4 separate regions of the Mus musculus genome follow, and regions 1, 2 and 4 are each linked to region 3. Evidence: chromatin loops called from intact Hi-C (ENCODE). Cell type or tissue: left cerebral cortex. All regions are shown on one strand. Each heading gives the region's core, and the rest is flanking DNA. Links, peaks and the distances in the headings are about the cores only.

Region 1 (5,173 bases), core at 434-4,433, 80 kb after region 3:
TGCAGTTTTTATCATTATTGCTTATTATTTTTTTTCTGTATTGCTTGAGGTTAGGTTGGTGAAGTTCTTTTATTGTTAAGAATTGTTTTTGCTATCCTGGGTTTTTTGTTTTTCTGTATGAAATTGAGAATTGTTCTTTCCATGTCTTTGAAGAACTGTGTTGGAATTTTGATGGGGATCACACACTGAATCTAATAGAAGAGAAAATGGGGAAGAGCCTCAAACTAATGGGCATGGGGAGAACTTTCCTAAACAGAACTCCAGTGGCTCGGGATCCAAGATCAAGAATTGATAAATGGGACCTCATGAAACTGAAAAGCTTCTGTAAAGCAAAGGACACTGTCAATATGACAAATCACCAACCTACAGATCAGAAAAAATCTTCACTAATCCCACACCTGATAGAGGGCTAATATCCAAAATATATAACTCAAGAAGCTACCCCCCCCCCCAAAAAAAACCAAACAACCCAATAAAAAAAATGGGATATAGAACTAAACAGAGAATTCACAACAGAGGAATCTCGAATGACCAAGAAAGCACTTAAAGAAATGTTCAAAGTCCTTAGTGATCAGGGAAATGCAAATCAAAATGACCCTGAGATTCCACCTTACACCAATCAGAATCTCTAAGATCAAAAAAACTCGGTGGTAGCAGCTGCTGGAGAGAATGTGAAGAAAGAGGAACACTCCTCCATTGCTGGTGGGGTTGCAAACTGGTACAACCACTCTGGAAATCAATCTGGAGGTTCCTCAAAAAATTGGAAATAGATCTACCTGAAGACCCAGCTATAGCACTCGTGGGCATATACCTAAAAGATGCCCCACCATGCCACAAGGGCACATGCTCCACTATGTTCATAGCAACCTTATTTGTGATAGCCTGAAGCTGGAAACAACCCAAATGTCCCACAACAGAAGAATGGATAAGAAAATGTGGTTTATTTACACAATGGAATACTATTCAGCTATTAAGAACAAGGACATCATGATTTTTTTCAGGCAAGTGGATGGAACTAGAAAATATCATCCTGAGTGAGGTATCTCAGACCCAAAAGGATATGCACGGTATGTACTCACTAGTAAGTGGCTATTAGCCAAAAGAGCTTAGAACACCCAAGATAAAATCCACAGAACTCAAAAAGGTTAACAAGTCATAGGGACCAAGTGAGGATGCTTGAATCCCAGTAGGGAGGGAGGGAGGGAACTGAGTGGGACAGTGGAGAAGGAGGGGCAGGGGGGAAAGGGCCAGCAGAATGAATGGAAATATTGGGAGGTGGGAGGTAGGGGGACCCTCTAGAATGTACCAGAGACCCAGGAGGTGAGAGACTCTCAGGACTCAAAGGAAGGGACCTTAGATGAAATGGGGATAATAATGGGGAGAGGGAACTTGTTTAACAGTCAAAAACTGACTCAGAATTGCCCCTGCCTAAAAGAACTTCAGGGACATAAATGGAGAAGAGACTGAGGGAAAGGAAGTCCTGTGACTGGTCCAAATTGGGATCCTGCTCAAGGGGAGGCTCCAAGGCCTGACACTATTACTGATGTTAGGGTGTGCTTACAGACATGGTGGCCTTCCGAGAGGCCCAACAAGCATCTGACTGAGACAGACACAGATACTTACACCCAACCATTGGTCTGAAGTCCAGGGCCCCTGTGGTTGAATTAGGGAAAGGCTGGAAGAAGCTGATGAGGAGGGAGATCCCATAGGAAGACCAGCAGTCTCAATTAACCTGGACCCCTGAGATCTCTCAGACACTGATCCACCAACCAGGCAGCATACACCAGCTGATATGAGGCCCTGACACATATACAGCAGAGAAGAAACACCTAACCTTTGAGAGACTTGAGGCCCCAGGGAATGGAGGGGGCTGGTGGGGTGAAGGAGTAGGAGAGGTAGAGGTTGGGAGGGGTGGGGACATCCTCTTGGAGATAGGGGAGAAGGGATGGGATGAAGAACTGTCAGAGGGCAGAACGAGAGGAGGATAACGACTGAACTGTGAAAAAAAAAGATTAAAGATAATAATAATAAGGAGTAAAAAAAAAAAAAAAAACCAACAACCTTTATCACTTAAAAAGAAAAGAGATGCAGAATTAAGGACTGCCAGTACTGACATTGTCCTCTAGAGGACATTTACCTAAAGTGTGGCCTCAATTCATCTTTTGGTATCAGCCCAGGGCGTGAGCTGGGGAGACCCTCACTCTGCTTGTTCTCTGGGCAGAGACTTGTTTTGTTAGTTTATGATTTATTTATTTTTGTTTCAAGGTTTTTCTCTGCAAATCCAGGCTGAACTCGAATTCACTATGTAACTCTGACTCCCAGTTTTCCTGCCTCAAACTCCTGAGTACTGAAACTAACAAGTATGTACTACCACACAAGCACCCAACCTCATCTCTGCCAGTTTTCCTGACAACCGCACATAGAACCAGAAGCTCTGAAGTGGGGCTCACGCAAATGTATCTCTGCACAATATTCTTCAGGGAGCTTGCAGGGATAGCTCAGCATGGGCACTACAGCCTATTTCAGCAGCTGTCCTGCGAATGAAGGAGGGCAGAGAGACACAGGAGTTACTGGGGAAACATACAGGGTCAAGCCAAGTCTAAGGACGAACAGCCTGCAACCCCAGCTACTTGGGAGGCTGGGGCAGGAAGATCACAAGTTCCAGGACACCTTTGCTACATAGTGAGTTCATGGTTGGCCTGGGGAAGTTAGTGCAACTTTGTTTCAAAATAAAAAACTAAAAAGGTTTTTGGAGGAGTTGGAGAATAGACTAGTAACTAAGAATGTATACTTCTCTTGCAGAGGACCCAAGTTCAGTTCCAGGGGCCAAGTCAGACAGCTCATGACACTCTGTAATTCCAGCTCCACGTAGATCTGATGTCTCTGGCCTCAGTCAGAGGATACCTGTACTCATGTGTACACACATACAGTCACAATTAAAAATAAACTACTTTAAAAGAAAAGACTGAGGCTATAGATAGTTTGGTGATACAGCACATAAGTTCATGGGAGCCTTCATTTAATCCCCAGTGCTTGAATTGGTTGAAGACCTGGTAGGATCCAAGAAAGACTTTTAACAAAGGAATTGGATGCATCCTCACAAGCTCCCCAAGTCTTTGTAGACATGGGAGCTGAGAGTGATCGTCCTCCCCATAACAACCCCATGTGGTGGTGAATAGGTATGGCCCCCATAGATTCATGTGTTTAAATTCTTGGCCATAGGGAGTGGCATATTAGGAGGTGTGGCCTTATTGGAGGAGATGTAGCCTTGTTAGATAAAGAGTGTCTCTGGAGGTGGGGCTTTGAGGTTTTAAATGCTCAACATGTGCTCAACGTGAAACACATCCAGTCTCCTTCCAGCTGCCTTCATATCAAGATGTAGAACTCTCAGCTCCTCCAGCACTATGTCTGCCTGCATGCTACCATGCTTCCCACCATAACGATAATGGACTGAACTTCTGACCCTGTAAGCCAGCCCCAATTAAATGTTGTCCTTATAAAACTCACCTTGGTCATGGTGTCTGTTCACAGCAGTAAAACCCTAACTATGACACCCCACTTTGCCTGATTTCCTCTAAGGATATTGAGGTCAGGCTACACACTCAGTCTTTGGGGGTGGGTAAACAATCCCTTTAAAATTGGAAAATCCTTTGTCATCAGCAGTGAGCCAGCCTCTGAGTTCGTTCTGTGTGGTCATGGCCAAAGAAAATGCCCACATGAGTTTCCTGAGTGTGATATTTCACTTTGCAGTTTTTGAGTGTTCAGTCGCAAACCTGCCAAAAACGGGAAGCCTATAAATAGGGCAGAGTGGGAAGAAAGAAATGGGACTTGTCACAATACCACTGGAAGTAGGGAACCAAGAATTTTCCAGAGATGGCAAGTCAAAACAGGGTGGCTGTTTACATAGAAATCAAGTAGCAGGTGCGTGCTTCGTAAGAGAGGAAGAGACCGAGGAGCAGAGGAGACCTATCAAGACAGGAAATGGGTCAGCATAAAGTCTCCTGAGGAATGATGTAGATCAGAGATGGGACAGGAGACATGAGAGAAATGTCAGCCACTTACTGGGTTGCCACTGCTCGGTTAACTTCCTATTTGTGTCCTAATTACTCTTTCTTCAAGTGCAATGAGAGAGGCCTCACTATTACTAGAGATTGTGTTGTGTTCATTAATCTTCTTGTTGCTGTGGCCAAATATGAAATAATAAATAACTAAAGGAGGAGCTTTGAGTGTTCAGCCCATCTTGACAGGGAAGGTAGGGCGGCAGGAGCCTAGAGCAGCTGTCACATGACATCCACAGTCAGGAAGCAGAGAGAGATGAATGGTGCCACTCACTATTCCCTCGGGGTGGCTGAACCTCAGTTAAATGTCTCTGGAAACTGCCACAGACAGGCCTGGAGGCGGGTCTGGTAGGAGATTGCAAATCTAGAATTAACCACGCACTTAAATATGAAGAAAGAGATGTAAAGAGTAGGTACCAGGAAGTGGGAGGCTGGCATGGCCACCTCATAGCTGCTCACAGGCAAGAGGAATAAGGACAAACAGCAGAGTTGCAGGCAGCTCTGGAGAGGGCTGTCCACCAACCTCTGAGGAGGTGCCGTATGCACTGTGTAACACGGCAGAGAATGGTCATGCCAGTCAAGTGTCGGCTGAGTGGATGTCAAGACCATGCTCTTGGGCAGGTCTTGTCTCCATCCTCTCCCGCTGCCGTCGGGATTCTTAAGCACCAAAGTTGATCTGCTGCTCCTGCTGGGGTGTTGTGTTGAGACAGAATGACAGTCCATGTGATGGGTTCTAGGCTGCTCCCTACCAAATTCTGGGGAGAGAACAGACGCCAGGACCCTGGTCCACTCTCCTCTGTCATTTGTTTTAGTTAGGGTTTCTATTGCTGCAATGAAACACCATGACCAAAAAAAAATCTTGGGGAGAAAATGGTGTATGTCACTCACAGCTCGGTATAACAGTTTATCATCAAAGAAAGTCAGGGTAGGAACTCAGACAGGACAGAAACCTGGAGGCAGGAGCTGATGCGGAGGCCATGGAGGGTGCTGCTTACTGGCTTGTTTCTCATGGCTTGCTCAGCCTGTTTTCTTTTAGAACCCAGGACCACCAGCCCAGGGATGGCACTGCTCATAATGGGCTGGGCCCCACTGATCACTAATTGAGACAATGCCTT
Region 2 (5,173 bases), core at 471-4,470, 73 kb after region 3:
AAAAGGACACTTAATGTTGCAGTGCTGTGGTGGTTTGAAAGGAAATGTCCCTCATAGGCTCATAGGAGATGTGGCATTGTTGGAATAGGAGTGGTGGTGATGGAGAAAGCACTGTCACTGCGTGGGCTTTGAGGTTTCAGATACTCAGGCCAGGAAGTGTGGCAGTGTTTTCTGTTGTTTGCCCATTTGAATGTAGAACTCTCAGCTACCTCTCCAGCACCATGTCTGCCTGCATGCTGCCATGCTTTGTGCCATGATGACAGTGGACTAAAGCTCTGAACTGTAAGCCAGCCCCAACTAAATGTTTTCCTTTATAAGAGTTGCTGTGGCCTGGTGTCTCTTCACAGCAATAGAAACCCTAACTGAGACAAGTGGCAACAGACCCACTGACCTGTCTTTGGGCCACCTGGTGCGTGTGTCTGGGATTGAAAACTTCCTGGGGCTCCAGTTCAGCATGGTCCCCACTGCTTTCTATAGCCCACTGAATTATGATCCTTCCACCCATCCCAGTCCTGCACTTCACAGGTAGCTCCTACATCATCCTCCCCAGGGTGTTAAGTTTGAAGCTTAACTCATGTCAGAGATGCCAGAGATATGAGACATTCTCAGAAACTACAAGCTCTGAGTAACCTGGCTCAATAGTGAGACAGCATGTGCCACAGACAATGGAGCTGGCAAGACAAGCCAGCTGGGCTAGAGATGATGTCATTAGGAGGTCCTGATGCCAAGCATGGGGCTGTGTGGTTTGGGGTCTGTGTGCTGGGCTGCAGTCTCACTCTTGTCTGCTCTTGCTAGCCTGTGTTTCCTCCCTGTTGGAATGGGGACACTTGTTCTGTACTGTCAGATATGAGTGACAGACATGGCTAAGTATACATGTGAGTGGAGGTCCCTCAAACATCTAGAATGGGGCACTGAACCCCTGAAGCTAGAAGTACAGGCAGTTGTGGGCTGCCTGATATGGGTGCTGGAAACTGAACTCAGGTCTTCTGCTACAGTGGTATAAACATTTAGCCACTGAGCCATCTCTCCAATGCCTGAAAGTATGAACTGTGCTTTTCTCTTATAGCTCACAGTTAAGGGTTTACCCTGAGTCACAGAAGAGACTTTGGAATTTTGAATCGTGTTGGTCCTATAAAAACCCGGGGGACTTCTAAAGGTGGGCTTAATACATCTTATATTATGAAAGGAAAATAAGACCTGGAATGAAATGTTGTCATTTGAAGAGATCTATTTGGATGACAGTTGACAGGGGTGGAGTCTGTGATGGTGTTCTTCCATGGTCAACTTGATTGGATTAAGAAATTTCTCAGGGACAAGCAGTGGTGGCATGCACCCTTAGTCCTAGCATTCAGGAGGCAGAGGCGAGCAGATCTCTGAGTTCAAGGCCAGCCTGGTCTACACAGAGAAACTCTGTATTGGAAAAAAAAAAGGAAGAAAGAAAGGAAGGAGGGAGGGAAGGAGAAAGGGAGGAAAGGAAAGAAGGAAGGAAGAAAGGGAGGGAGGGAGGGAGGGAGGGAGGGAGGGAGGGAGGGAGGGAGGAGAGAAAAGGAGAAAGAAAAAGAAAAAGAGAAAAACAAAATTCCTAGGGCTGGGGGGACTTTCCACAGAAAAATTGCCAGCCATGAGAACATGAGGCTCTGAGTTTGGATCCCCAACACCCATGTAGGTGTGGTATGACATACTTGTGACACTGAGGGGATGCAGAGACAAGCAGATAGCTCATTGGCCAACCAATGTAGCCAATCAGTGACCTCTAAGTTGAGGGAGAAGCCTCATCTCAAAAACAATGTGGAGAGTAAAAGGAAGACTATCAACACCAACCTTTAACCTCCATATGCACACATGCACACACACATATACATATACATATACACATACATACACACAAACACACATATACACACATACACACACATACACACATATACACATATATACACATATACACACACATACACCCAAATACACATAAACACAGATACACATACACACATATACACACGCACATACATACACATATACACATACACACAAACACACATACATACATACACATACACACATACATACACATACATAAACACACATACACACATACATACACATATACATACATAAACACATACATATGAACACACATACACATATACACATATTCACATACACACATACATACACATATACACACATGCATACACATACACACATACATAAACACACATACACACACGTACATACACATACACACACATAAACACACATACACATATACACACATACACACACGTACATACACATACACACATACATACACATACATATACACATGTAAACATACACACACATACATACACACTCATACAAATACACTATAAGAACAAATAAATACCTATATCACTAATGAGGCACATGTCTGAGCATGCCTATGAGGGCATTGATAGTTAACCCAGGGGTAAGTGGTATCTCATAGGGTTCCAAGCCTGAATAAAGGACAGTAGCCTAAGAGGTGCATTGGCCCACTCCTAGCCTCAGGAATGCTTTCTTTTCCTCAACAAACTGTTTCTGTTTCTGTTCTGAGAGGCAGTGAGGGGTGCAGAGTAGCATCATTCCTGTCTCTGTTTCCTGATTACCCAAATGTGAGCAAGCGGCCTCCCACTTCTCCCACCAGAGCTGAGAGCTGTTCCTCCTGCCAGGCCGTTCCCAGCCAGTACCGACAGCATCCTCAAACTGTTAACCAAAGTAAGCTCTCCCTTCAGTTGCTCTTCATCAGGGAGTTGGCCTTAGCAACAAGAAAAATAACCAATACACAGCTACAGCAAATGATGGGGTTTTTTTTTCTATTTATTTGTGTTTTTAAAGATCCTTAACCAAGGAGACATGGACACCTGAGGAGGAACAGAGTGACTTTGGGCAGAAGGACAGTAAAGGGCATAGGTTTTTGAATCATGATTTTGGAGTCTGTGGGGAGAGAGGCAAAGGAGGCAGATGGCTGGAGGTGGGAGGCAAATTGGAAGTGCGGAGTCATGTTGGCAGAGGGGGTGCACGCCTGAGCAGGAGGGGAGAGTGAGCAGACAGAAACCATTAGACTGATAGCTGGGCTGCTTCTGCATTTATTTTAGAGTTTAACATTTTAAAACAATGTTTAAAAACCAAAACCAATAACGCCTGGTGGCAGTGACAGCGCCGTTTGGGGGCTTTGGGACGGAGTCTGGTGGGATCTAGCTGGCAGACAGGCAGCTAAGAAAGAGGAAAAGGGCATCAAAGCTGCTTCCACTGTGTAGACGGAGGGACCTCTTTCCTTTGCCTTTTAAAAGGTCAAATCGGCTGCTTTGTGGAGAGTAGGTGGGGTGGAAGTGCTGCAGAAACAAGGAGGCTGGACACCGGTCAACGTCTGTGGGCACCTGCTGGGCACCAGCTGCCACGCAGACCACAGAGAAGGACAACTTAGCAGAGGGTCAAGGTGCTGTCTGGCAGAGCTGCTATCTTCTAGAGGTGTCAGACAGTTGATAAACAAATACTTACCTTTCTACCTGTTAATCATCCATCTATGTGTCTGTCCATTCATCCATCTCTCCATCCATCCATCCACCCATCCATCCACCCATCCATCCACCCATCCATCCATCATCTCTCTGTCCCATTCATCCCTCTATCTGTCCATGTATCTGTCCATCTATTTATCCAGCTATCTTTTATCTATCATCTATCTATCATATTTTCTGTTTTATTTTGCAGTACTGGAGATTAAACCCAAGGCTGTAAGCATGCACTTCTGAATGCTGTCTCTAGCCCTATCATCTGTCTACCTGTGGAGGGCCGGCTTGGAGGGCAGGAGCCATTAGGATGTTACTCATATGCTGTGCTATGGGAATTATGGGTCAGGCAATTTTTCCTCAGGAGGCCTGAGCCAGCATCCCTCGTCTTTGACTTCCAGTGGCACTGATTCTAAATGTCTCCAGTCTTTGCCAAAACTCTGAGGTGTGGTGGGGTGGGGGTGGGTGGGGGTGGGCACCACCCTTACCATTGAACGGAGCCAGCATGAGGGCTGTAGATAAGCAGATTGGAGGAGGGGGGTGAGATTTCAGCTGTGTGCCAAAGCAACAGCACAGGATCTGTGGGGATGTGAGAGGAGGAGCAAGCGTGGGGGTGAGCAGGGCTGATGTGGTTTTAAGGTTTGGGGCCCTGAGATGCTAGAGAAATGCAGTTGTTTACTGAGACAGGAAGGCCTAAAGGAGGAGGAATAACAAGAGGAAGCCAGGGCTCTGGCTTGTGGTATGTTAAGCCTGAGGCGTGTTTTGAAGCCACATGAAGGGGATTAGTGGGTAGCTGTCTCAGTTAGGGTTCCATTGCTGTGAAGAGACGCCATGACTGAAGCAACTCTTATAAGGACAACATTTAATTGGGGATGGCTTATAGGTTCAGAGGTTCAGTCCATTATCATCATGGTGGGAGCATGGCAGCATCCAGGCAGGCATGGTGCAGGAGGAGCTGAGAGTTCCACCTCTTGTTCTGAAGGCTGCTAGCAGAAGACTGGCTTCCAGGCAGCTAGGACAGGGTTCTTAAAGCCCACGTCCACAGTGGGCTGTGACACACCTACTCCAACAAGGCCACACCTCCAAATATTGCTGCTCCCTGGGCCAAGCATATTCAAACCACCACAGTAGCTAAATGTACCAGTCTAAGTTCTGGGGATATCCGGGCAAAGTATAAACCACAGCGGTCAAGATAGCAGTCAGAATCCTGGGATACTGCAGGTAGGAATGGTGTGCTGGTGACATTTTAAGTCGGTCTTTTCATTGTGGGTCTGTTCAGATGTGTATACACAAAGGTGCAGCATCAGCAGAGGCAGAGGTGGGTGTCTGACCCCCAGAAGCTGCAGTTGTAGGCAGGTGTGAACCACACAACAATTCTCTCAATCTCTGAGCCATCTCTCCATCCACTAAGGTGGCTGGGTTACAACTTTTGAATATGAGCTGGACCTAGCATCTGCTTCTGGAACAAGCCAGGTGAAGATGCTTTTAGACCTGGGCATGTGATGACAACTAGGATTCTCTCTGCTGACTGGATGAGAAACACTCCAGCTAGCCTTGAAGAAAAGACAGGGCCAAGTTGTCACCACAGCAGAGAGGACTCAATGCAGGGACTACAGGTCTCTTAGAGGCTGCACGTGGAC
Region 3 (5,173 bases), core at 541-4,540:
CCCTTCTCAATACCAGACCCTTCATCTAAACTAAGCCCAGCACGACATCCCTATTTTGCCCTGTGACCTCAGCTTTGCCGAATTCTCCTCTGTAGACATCTACAGTAGGCATCTTAAGTGCTGCAAGATCAACACAGGATCACAAAGGCTCACAGCACGAAGACTGACAAACCAGGGCACCAGGCTGGTACAATCCCAACATCCAATATGGAAAGCAGCTGTCCAGGGCAGGAGGCCTTTAAGGCACACTGGGAAATGAAGGGTGGCATATAGGAGGACAATTTAGAGTACCATAAACCACAGCCAAATGGTTGGGTTTTAAAATGTACCCACTTAGAACCTTGCATGGTGATGGTAACCCTCCAATCCAGATGCAACTTTGCCCATCCACACCGCAGCCTGGCAAGGTTGCAGAACACTCCCTCCAGGGCTGGGCCAACCTTTCCCATTGCCAGCTCCCTGCAGCTACGTTTCCATACCCAGGCCCTGGAGCCTACCTCCTGTGCACCTGCAATCTTGAGGAACAATAGCTATAGTGTCATGTACACTGCCCAAAGTGTGTGTGTGTGTGTGTGAGTGACACACACACACACACACACAGAGAGAGAGAGAGAGAGAGAGAGAGAGAGAGAGAGAGAGAGAGACTATGCAAAGGGGCACTCCTTGGTGCCCATTCACACTGGTTGTGTGCACTTCACAGAATATATGGTGTAACATCTGGCTGCTAGGAAGCCATGGAGCCTGAACAGCAGCACTGAGGATCATATGGGAAAGCAGTTTCCACATCTCAGAAAGCAGAAGCTGACCAAGCTGCTGCAAAGCAGCACTATTTTAGACTCTGCAGAAGCCAACAGCTGAGGGCTCAGAGTAGCAGGGTGGCTGTGCTCAACTCCAGTCGCCTCCGGATAATCTGAGTCTGGTCTACACACCTTGAAAGTAACTCGGACTAACACTCCCTAACGCAGTGGAATCACCCTTGGCTCCTTCCGGTGCTCAGCTAGAGATCGACTGGCACCACAGGAAGTTTCTCGGGAAAACAGAGAGCAGTGAAGATGCTGATATGCTCTGGCTCTGGGCTCTCTATGTGCTTCAGCTGCGACTGGCCTGACCCCTGACACCTAGATCCTGCGTACTGCAAAGGACTCAGCCTCAGCCGTGCCAGGCGTTTGGATCCCCTCCACCAAAAGAGCCATACTTTACTGACCCCACAGGTGTGACACTGCCAGACGACCGAAAGCCTCTGGCAAAGTGCTGCTGGCTTGGTCTCCACCCACGAGAAACCTGGGACCACCATCCTGTGCAGTAGGACCCTCTCTGTTTAATCCCTGCTCCCCAAACCAGCTGTTTCCAGAAACACACAGGTGCAGGTCGGGTGTGTCTGGAACCAGTCTGGCCCGTGCTCCAGCCTTCAGACCGCGCCCTGTGTGTCCCTGCACCCCAGTGTCCCCGGTCGATCCTCACCACCGGTGTCCTCGAAGCGCGGGGACGGGCGATCCCTCAGCACGGCGCTCCAGCCCCCACCGGTCTCGTCCTCCTCGAGTTCCAAGGGATCCGCGGCGTAGGATGGCGGGGCGGTCCCCGGAGGCGCGGGGCGCTCACGCTCATCGTCCGAGGAGGCGGCCGAGGAGGAGCGTGAGGCTGCGGAGGTGCTGTAAAAGGGGTTCCCGCCGCTGTCCGGGCCCGACTCGCCGAACACGTCGTCCGAGATGTGCAGGCTCTCGTAGCGTGCACGGGCTGCCTCCAGCAGCGCCGGAGCCCTCCTCCGTGAGCCCCCACCGCCCTCGGCCATAGCCCCGGCCGCCGCCCGCGCGCCCACACCCCACAGCGCCTCCCAGCCGCACACGCCGGGCCCGGGACCCCCGCCGCGGCCCGTGGCTCCCCACCAGCGCAGCCCGCAGCACAGCGCGCGCCGCCCCGCGCCCGGCCGGCCCGCCGTCTTGGCCGCTCGGGCCGCGCGCCCGGGATGCGCCTTGGAGCTCGGGCGCCGCTGGCTGCGGCCGCGGCGGGAAGAGACTCAGCCGCTGCCCAGAGCCGCCGCCGCCCCCACCCGCTGCGTCTCCGCCGCGCCCGGCCCCGTCGCGTCCCCGCGCACCCTCCCCGCGGCAACCGCGTTGCGCCGCCGACCTTCCCGGGCGCGAGCCGTGGACCGGGCCCGCCTCCAGCACCTTCAGCTGCTGGCCAATAGAGAGCGCCGGCCTCGCGGGGGCGGGGATAGCAGGTCGCCCTGCCTCCTCGGGGCGTGACGCTAGGGCAGTCAGTCGCGAGGAGCCCCGCCCATAAGCTCATAGCCGCTCGCCGGCGTGGGGAGGGAGGCGGGTCCCGGTGCTCCGTGCTCTTTGGCCCGCCCCTTGCGCAGCCGCGCCCGGCTCCGAGGAGCTGTCCGCCCAGCGGTTCTGAAATTCACTCTGCGGACACGCTCCAGGTGGGCGGCCAGCCGAGGCTGCGCCCAGCACTCCTGTGAATTTCAGGTTGCCCTTCTAGCTTCCCCGAACCTTGCTCTTTTGGGAACCTGGGTCAGACACTAAAACAGTCTCTCCTCCAACAACTGTCATGTAAGGACCGCAACACTGGAATGAGGTGGCTCGTCATTTCTCACAGTCCTTTGATGCTCACATCTTCTGAACTCAAAATTGCTTCCATGAGAACTATCACCACCTGCGCCCTGGTATCACTTGCACAGGCCTAAGACAACGCACATCTGGAAGAGGATTATATGATCAGGAAACAAACAGCTGGTCGCCAGGGTTTCAGAGATCTAACAATGGAGCAGAGTCTGTCTCCTCTCTTCTGGGGGCAAAGCATGAGGCCGGCTGGCCGACCTCCCCTCATCAGAATGTCTTCTCTCCTCCTCCTCCTCTCAAACATAATGCAATAAGTCACATTAATGGTAACTGGGTCATAAAGTCACTTTCACTCCGACATAAAATAAATCCAAGTAGATGTGAAGGGCTTGAGACCCCTATTGGGTGTAGTAAATGATAATTACACAAACGGAAGACAATGGGTTTCTATTTCTAAGAAAAAGGGTGCTGGGACCCATCTGCCCTGGCTGAGATTTTCACTCACGTCTGCCTGTGCCCAGACCCTGTGACCTGCAAACCAGGTCTCTGCACAGGCTTGAATCCATGACAATCACAAGCAGCCAGGCTGGAAAGAGAAAGCGACTTACTGATCTTCCTCCTCTGTGTGTATTTAGCTGATAAGCAAGAAAGTATTTGCAGAGCACTGCCACTCTCTTGAAAAAGCATGCCAAAGAAGTGTGTGTGTGTGTGTGTGTGTGTGTGTGTGTGTGTGGTGGGGGGGGTGGGGGTTCTAGCATTCCTGTGTACAGCAAATTGACAAAGGCTGTGAAGTGGGTACCTATAAATAGACTTGACCAGAAAAAGGATGAAAAAAAAGCAGCTAATGTGGGTGTGGTTCTGGCCAATTTGCCATCGCGGGAGCACGGGACAGAACAGTAACAGTTAAAGCAGGGACAGCCATTCGTTGACCCCGATATGGTGCTCAGACCAAGGAAATACAGGGCCTCTGTGCTTTCTGGGCTCCTCTTCCAGTAGCTCACATGGCAGCAACAGAAGGAAGAGGTCTGGGGATTTAGTTCAGCTAGCAAACTGTTGCTAAGCATTCAAGAACCCCCTCGGCTTGATCTCCGGGAATGCACAAGCCAGCTGTGGTGGTACAAGCTTGTGATCCGGAGCAGTTGGGAGATGGAGGCAACAGAGTCAGAAGTTCAAGGTCACCCTCGGCAGAGTGAGATAGCAAGTTGGAAGCCAGCCTGGGTATAGCAGACACTATCTCCAAAAGGAAACAATAAAGAGGAGGAAGTGGAGAAAGGGAAGGAAGAGACTGGGAGCAGAAGTTTATCAAATAGAAAGTAGACAAAGGAACGTGCCTGGGTGGTGGGGCTGGGGAGATGGTTCAGTGATTAAGAGTACAGGCTATTCTTGCAGAGAACTAGGTTTAGTGCCCAGCACACATATGGCAGCTCAGAACTGTCTCTAACTCCGGGTATAGGGAATCCAATGTCCGCTTCTAGCCTCTGAGTGTAGCAGGCATGCACACAGTGCACATACATACACGCATGCAAACAAAAGACTCATACTAACATAAAAGTATACACATCTTTTCTTAAAATAAACACTGTTGTCATTTTTAATTTTGTCTGAGCCTTCTTTTTATCTTTAATTTTATATTATTCATTCATTCATTCATTCATCATTCATTCATTCATTCATTCATTCATTGTGGTGCTTGGGATTGAATTAAGAGCCTTGCAGGAGCCCTGGGCTCCTGGGCTATATTCTGAGGCCCTGATCCTCCTTTTACAGTGTACTGCCTTAGGTTGTCTTGTTTTGTTTATTTTCCTGTTAACATGATAAAATAGTCTGACAGGAGCATTTAAGGGAGAACAGGTTTATTCTGGCTCACAGCTTAAGGGTACAGCTCGTGGTACATGCCCCCATGCCCAGCTTTTTATACAGGTTCTGGGGGGTAAACTGAAGTCCTTGGATCTGTAAAGCAAGCACTTGACCAGCTGGTCAGTTGCCACCGCTCCATTCAACTTGTCCTAGCTAAGCTGCTAGGAGCTGAGACAGTCTGTCCCAGAACTCTCTTCTCCCCCACCCCTCCCCCACTGCCACTGCACTTGGGACATTACCAGTGAGGTTGGCAAGCAAGAATCCAGGGAAGGACGTGAAGAAGAAGGCAGGGAGTGGATCCTCATCCTAAGGACCGTTTTTTTTTTTTCTCCTTGAGTTGTTTAGATAATTTACATTCCCATGTGGTAATTAGGGCAGCAGACCCCTGCTGGGGAGCACAAATAACTCTGATTAGTCTTTCAAACTGCCTTTCCTTTTCCAGGGCTTGAAATCATTTTTTTTTTCCAAGTGACTATTATGGAATGTTTAGAGTGAAAAAAAAATATTTCAAGTTAAGCTTTTATATTCTTAGGTAACAGGGGACTTGAAAGGATCTGTGCTGATTCCAAAAACCTTCCCACGAATTTTGGTTTTGCTCTGTAGATAGGCTCGCCTATGTTGTCCCTGGTGGATTTTAGGGGTGGGTCACCCAGTCTTTCCTCCTCATCCTCCTCCTAAACTGTAGTCTCCCTGTGTAGCCCATGCTGGCTTTGAACTCCTAGTAATCCTCCTGCAGCAGAAGAACAAAGTGTGAA
Region 4 (4,626 bases), core at 627-4,626, 86 kb after region 3:
AAGCAAAATTAAACTCCAATTGTACCATGTCTGGGATCCAATCACGATTTTCTGGACTCCCCCAAGTGGCTTGGTTAGCTCCTCCAGCTCTGTCCTCTGTAACACACACACACACACACACACACACACACACACACACACACTGTCTTGTAGGTTTTGGCTGGCTCCACTCCACTGCTGCTGCTGTTCTTGGTTGTCCTTCCATGGTACTGGCATCTCCAAAATGCTGGGGTCTCTGCTATAACTGGGCTGTATTTTGACCAATAACCTGTTGGTACCTCATGGTTCCAAGTCTCAACTTCAACTGCCACTGATGCTACACCTTCAATAATGGCCTCTCCTGGCCTCTCACAATGCTAAGCCTCAGCTGCTCTCCATGACCCCTTCATGTCTTTAAAACCAGTACCACCTGAGTGACTCCTATACATTACCAAATCCAACTGCCAGCATGAGGTACGGTACGACCTTGGCCACCTCTAGAACACAGCTTCTCTGTGCTCTCAGAAAATGCTTCCCAAAAACTTTCACCTCAGGGATACTGGTCTCTTCTTAATCATCACTGATTTCTTAACTCCAGATAACCAGCATCAATAGTCCCAGTCAGAAAGGTTTCACTTCGGTAGTTCTGGTATCTTATTAATCATAGCTGATTCTTCAGCCCTAGCTAACCAGAACCATAGACTTAAATCAAAGTCGCCAACAGCCCTGATAGTCTTTAAACTTCCTTCTGAAACTTCACCAGCCAGACCCCTCCATCTTCTGCCTGCTTTCACCATTCTTATCTTCCAAGCGTCTACAGAACATTCCACTGAGCTCTTAATATTCAATGATTCTTCTAGCACAAAGTTCCAAAGTCCTCCCACAATCCTCCCCAAAACATCACTGAAGTCAGGTCTGTCACAGCAATACCCCATTCCCGGTACCAATTTGTCTCAGTTAGGGTACCAGGCTAACTATGGCTGCAACAAAACACCATGTCTTAGTTAGGGTTTCTATGGCTTCAACAAAACACAATGATCAAAAAGCAAGTTGAGGAGGAAAAGGTTTATCTGGCTTACACTTTCAGATCACAGTTCATCATTGGAGGAAGTCAGGACAGCAACTCAAGCAGGGCAGGAACCTAGAACAGGAGCTGATACAGAAACCATGGAGGGTGCTGCTTGTTAGCTTGCTTCCCATGGCTTGCTCAGCCTGATTTCTTAATGAACCCAGGACCACCAGCTCAGGGATGGCCCCACCCACAGTGGGCTGGGTCCTCCCTCACAGAGCACTAATTGAGAAAATGCCTTACAGCTGGATCTCATGGAGGCATTTCCTCAGCTGAGACTCTCTTCTCTCTGATGACTCTAGCTTGTGTCAATTTGACACGCAAAGCCAGCCAGTACACCACTGAATCTTTGCAGCAATTCCAGGGTTAGCACACTAGGCTGAACACAGTCAGGTTCTTTGATAAAGGATGGAGGAAAATATCAGAAGGGAACAGCAAGTTCTAGCCCCAAGCTTCTAGGAATCAGGCAGGTTTCCCAGGAGTCTTTGTTTCTCTCTTGGCGAGCACCTCGGGTCCCTCCCTTGGTACCTCCAATTTGCCACTCTGAAATTATAGCGAGAGGCTGAATGCCACATCTCTCAGACTAATAATAACAGCAGAGAACTGTTCGCTTTGTTAGGTTCGAGGATAATACTTTGAGTTGGCAAGAAGGGCTTTGTTTGATCTTTTACAGGAGGAATCGCTAAATAAGGTGTTGGTGAAGTGTTCTAACAATATCTTCCCATGACAGCTATGATGGTGGTGGTAGCCTGGGTAAAGAGGACCTGGAGACAGGCTGGGGGTTACTAGAGCATGGTCAGCGTATGGCGAGTTCACGTTGCCTAAACTTGTGAGGGTGAAAGATTTGGTAATAAGAATAAAATATTAACAAGAAAGCAAGACTTCTTTGCTACACACAAACCAACATGTTAGGGACATCGGCTGCAGTCCAGCCTATCCAGCACATGCTCAGGCGATAGGGTCTCTGAATTTTACCCCAACATTCAGTTAGAGGGATGGTGTCCTGTTTGGTCTAAACTGAAATACAAAGGGATCACTTTCCTCTGACCATCTTTAAGGGCAGTGACGTTTTCTCTCCTCACCAGGAGAAAAGAACAAGGCTGTCCTGGTTCTTGACTTTTCTCCCAGGCCAGCTGCCTCGGTGCATGCGTGAGGCTGCAGTACCACGCTCGACTCCCGGAGGCAGTAGCGCCAGGCTGGGAGCTTCCGGCTCGAGGGCGCCGCTCTTATCACCAACAGTGCGCAGCCGCCCGCGACGCTCGTCTATTGGCTGTCGCTCGCTGCTGCCATACTGGCGGAAGCGGAAGTGGAGCTGGGACGCTGGGGGTGGGCTGGGCTGCCGCGTCCCCTGCGGTCTTGGCCTTGAGGGGCGGCGGCCGGCGTGATGGAGAAACGCAGGATGAACCTGCCTACGGGGCCGGACACGCTGTGCTTCGATAAGGACGAGTTCATGAAGGTGAGGGCACCCGGCAGATCGCCGCTGAGTTGGCCGGACGCTGAGGCCCGGTGGTTCCCAGAGGCTCCGGCGGGTGTCAGGGACGTGGGATGGAAGGTGGCAGGGGTGTCCAGGCTGAAAACGCTCTGACATTAAGAAGTGGGAACCTGACAGCCTCGCCACGCTGCAACCCAGCGGCCCTGCTTACAAATCTAAACCGAAAACACTTGGCTGATAACATTTCACCGAGCAGGCACAGCCTCCGAACGGCGCAGGCTTTGAGCCTGTTAGTTGTACCTCTCCGCTGTTGTCACTTAAAACAACCCCAAACATATTTACACCCGCTTTCTTTCTCGAGACAGGGAGGGTTTTGAGTTGTAGCCCGGACGGGTCTCGATCCTCCTGTCTTAAGGGCAGAAATGGCAACTGTGAGCTAAAAGTTTGTGCCATTTAATAGTTGCGATTTGAGGGACCATTTCAAAGCTGGTTCCGAGGTTAGGAATTTCTTTCTGTCTCTTTGGCACATAAAATACTAAGCAAACGAGTCCAAGTCTTACTGTATAGAGTGTGTGTGTATGTGTGTGTGTGTTGTGTTTGCATGTGTGCACCCTGCTCCCCTTTCACAATCGAATTTTTCCCTCTGACTTAATTGGCCTATCTCTGTTCTGGTATTTGCATTTAGTTGACATGGCCAAAGAAAGCGCTGAGGTTTTGGTGTTTGGATTTTAATTTATATGTGACTTCTGTACTGTGCCCACGTAGGTTTCCATGTGTGAAAGGCTTTTTTGTGTGTATGTGTCTGCCTTCCTGAGTTTATGTGCACAGTGTGTGCAGAAGCCCTCAGAGGCCAGAAGACTGTGGGGTTCCCTAGAACTGGAGTTACAGGTGCTTGTGAGCTGCCCTGTGGGTGCTGGGAGCCAAACCCTGGTCCTCTGTTAAAGTAGTAAGCACTCTTAACTGCTGAGCCATCTCCAATAAATGAGGTTCAAATGGGATGCTTGAAATAATGATTCAGAAAGCCCCTGTTACATCCTGTGACTTATGGATACCTTGGAAAGAGGGTTAAAAAAAAAGAGCCAAAGGTACATGACAGGGACAAGAGTCTGGAGGAAGAAAGCTTGCCCGGGGATCGTGGCCTGTTTTTACTTTAGGTGAGAAAACTTACTGTGTTCACTGTTCACCATTTAACTCAGGCCTCCTGCAGGCCTTGTGCCAGCAGCTGTTCTGGGCCATTGCCTCAGGGTTGGGCATTGCCTGTGTCTCCCTCACTCACACTGAGGTGATACCTCTGTTGGATGCGATGCCTGTGAGGAGATGGCACACAATGTGAGTAGTTAGTGAGACAACATCAGCAAACCTGGGACGGAATGGCCGGACTGCTCCACGCTCTTTGATGCAGTCAGCTCTCTGAGTGTGCCACGCAGTTTGTAGTTCTGCTGATGTGGCCATTTCCATTGAAGAGGAAACAACATGGAACAGCCATTGTGTGTGATGTTGGTTTTTCTAGGTGGAGCCAGAAATTAAGGCCCTTTATTATTTGTGCTTCCTTCAAAGAAGTGTTTTATGAGTTAGTTTCGTGGCAGAAAGGACAGGAGGAGTGCCTGTTATCCAAATTTTATGTGTACATTTGTATTTTATTCAACATATTTTTCAGTGGCATAGTTTTGTTTTTTTTGTTTTATTTTGTTTTGTTTTAACAAGGATGGGATATCAGATACACATTAGGAGAGTTGAGGCTCCGTCGATTGCAGTCATCTGATTAGAAATGTGCTGTCTTGCCAAGATGTTGACAGCCTGCTGAGCAGTGGTAGCAGATGTTTGCTCATTCATGGCCCACCCTACTGTGTGCCAACTACTACTGTGTGCCAACTACAAGTCTAGATTTGAAGAGACAAGGGCAGAAAGGTGTGGCTTGGCTGTTGAACATGAGAAAACACATGCGGGTTCAGAAACTGTGCTTGGTCTGTGGTGGTTAGAGTATGGAGGAATGTCAGAATCCAGACCGGAAATGCAGGTGGGACGGGATGAGAACTGATGTGCCCCGAGTGTCATAGGAGGGAATCTGTGTTCTACCCAGTGTTCATCCTGAAGCTGGGGTCACCTTTGACCGGGAGCTTACAGGGCTATATCATTGTACTAGAAG

What was found. Hi-C counts contacts between places; a loop is a spot of excess contacts. Peaks named below come from ENCODE experiments on the same cell type or tissue, not always from the same donor. Only the 100,000 strongest peaks of a DNase experiment are listed, where the experiment ranks them.
Region 1: a loop joins it to region 3, with 4 times the contacts of the local background. A loop is called at or near these places in 6 of 42 quality-filtered maps.
Region 2: a loop joins it to region 3, with 2.8 times the contacts of the local background. A loop is called at or near these places in 2 of 42 quality-filtered maps.
Region 4: it touches region 3 in a loop (3-fold over the local background); 5 of 42 quality-filtered maps call a loop at or near these places.

Annotation. Positions count from the first base shown.
Region 1 is chr8:124,512,927-124,518,099 of GRCm38, forward strand. No RefSeq gene overlaps it. Among named protein-coding and RNA genes, the nearest start is that of Gm39280, 3.2 kb to the left of the region's middle. In left cerebral cortex, for the core only: a CTCF peak has its summit at 2,140; DNase peaks (open chromatin) are centred at 2,190, 2,348, 3,344 and 3,780; H3K27ac peaks cover 2,268 bases.
Region 2 is chr8:124,505,126-124,510,298 of GRCm38, forward strand. It overlaps Gm39280 (a long non-coding RNA gene), which reads right to left. Exons shown (of 3, transcript XR_879351.3): 3 at 3,093-3,415. Among named protein-coding and RNA genes, the nearest start is that of Gm39280, 4.6 kb to the right of the region's middle. In left cerebral cortex, for the core only: no CTCF peak of the experiment used is centred there; DNase peaks (open chromatin) are centred at 2,670, 2,991 and 4,048; H3K27ac peaks cover 2,337 bases.
Region 3 is chr8:124,432,338-124,437,510 of GRCm38, forward strand. Pgbd5 (piggyBac transposable element derived 5) reads right to left here and starts at 1,599. Exons shown (of 7, transcript NM_171824.2): 1 at 1,462-1,599. In left cerebral cortex, for the core only: CTCF peaks have their summits at 2,174 (motif pointing right) and 2,374; DNase peaks (open chromatin) are centred at 943, 1,575, 2,220, 3,143 and 1 more place; H3K4me3 peaks cover 2,264 bases; H3K27ac peaks cover 2,155 bases.
Region 4 is chr8:124,518,448-124,523,073 of GRCm38, forward strand. It overlaps Cog2 (component of oligomeric golgi complex 2), which reads left to right and starts at 2,320. Exons shown (of 18, transcript NM_029746.3): 1 at 2,320-2,504. The coding sequence starts at 2,433. In left cerebral cortex, for the core only: a CTCF peak has its summit at 2,230; a DNase peak (open chromatin) is centred at 2,290; H3K4me3 peaks cover 1,575 bases; H3K27ac peaks cover 1,070 bases.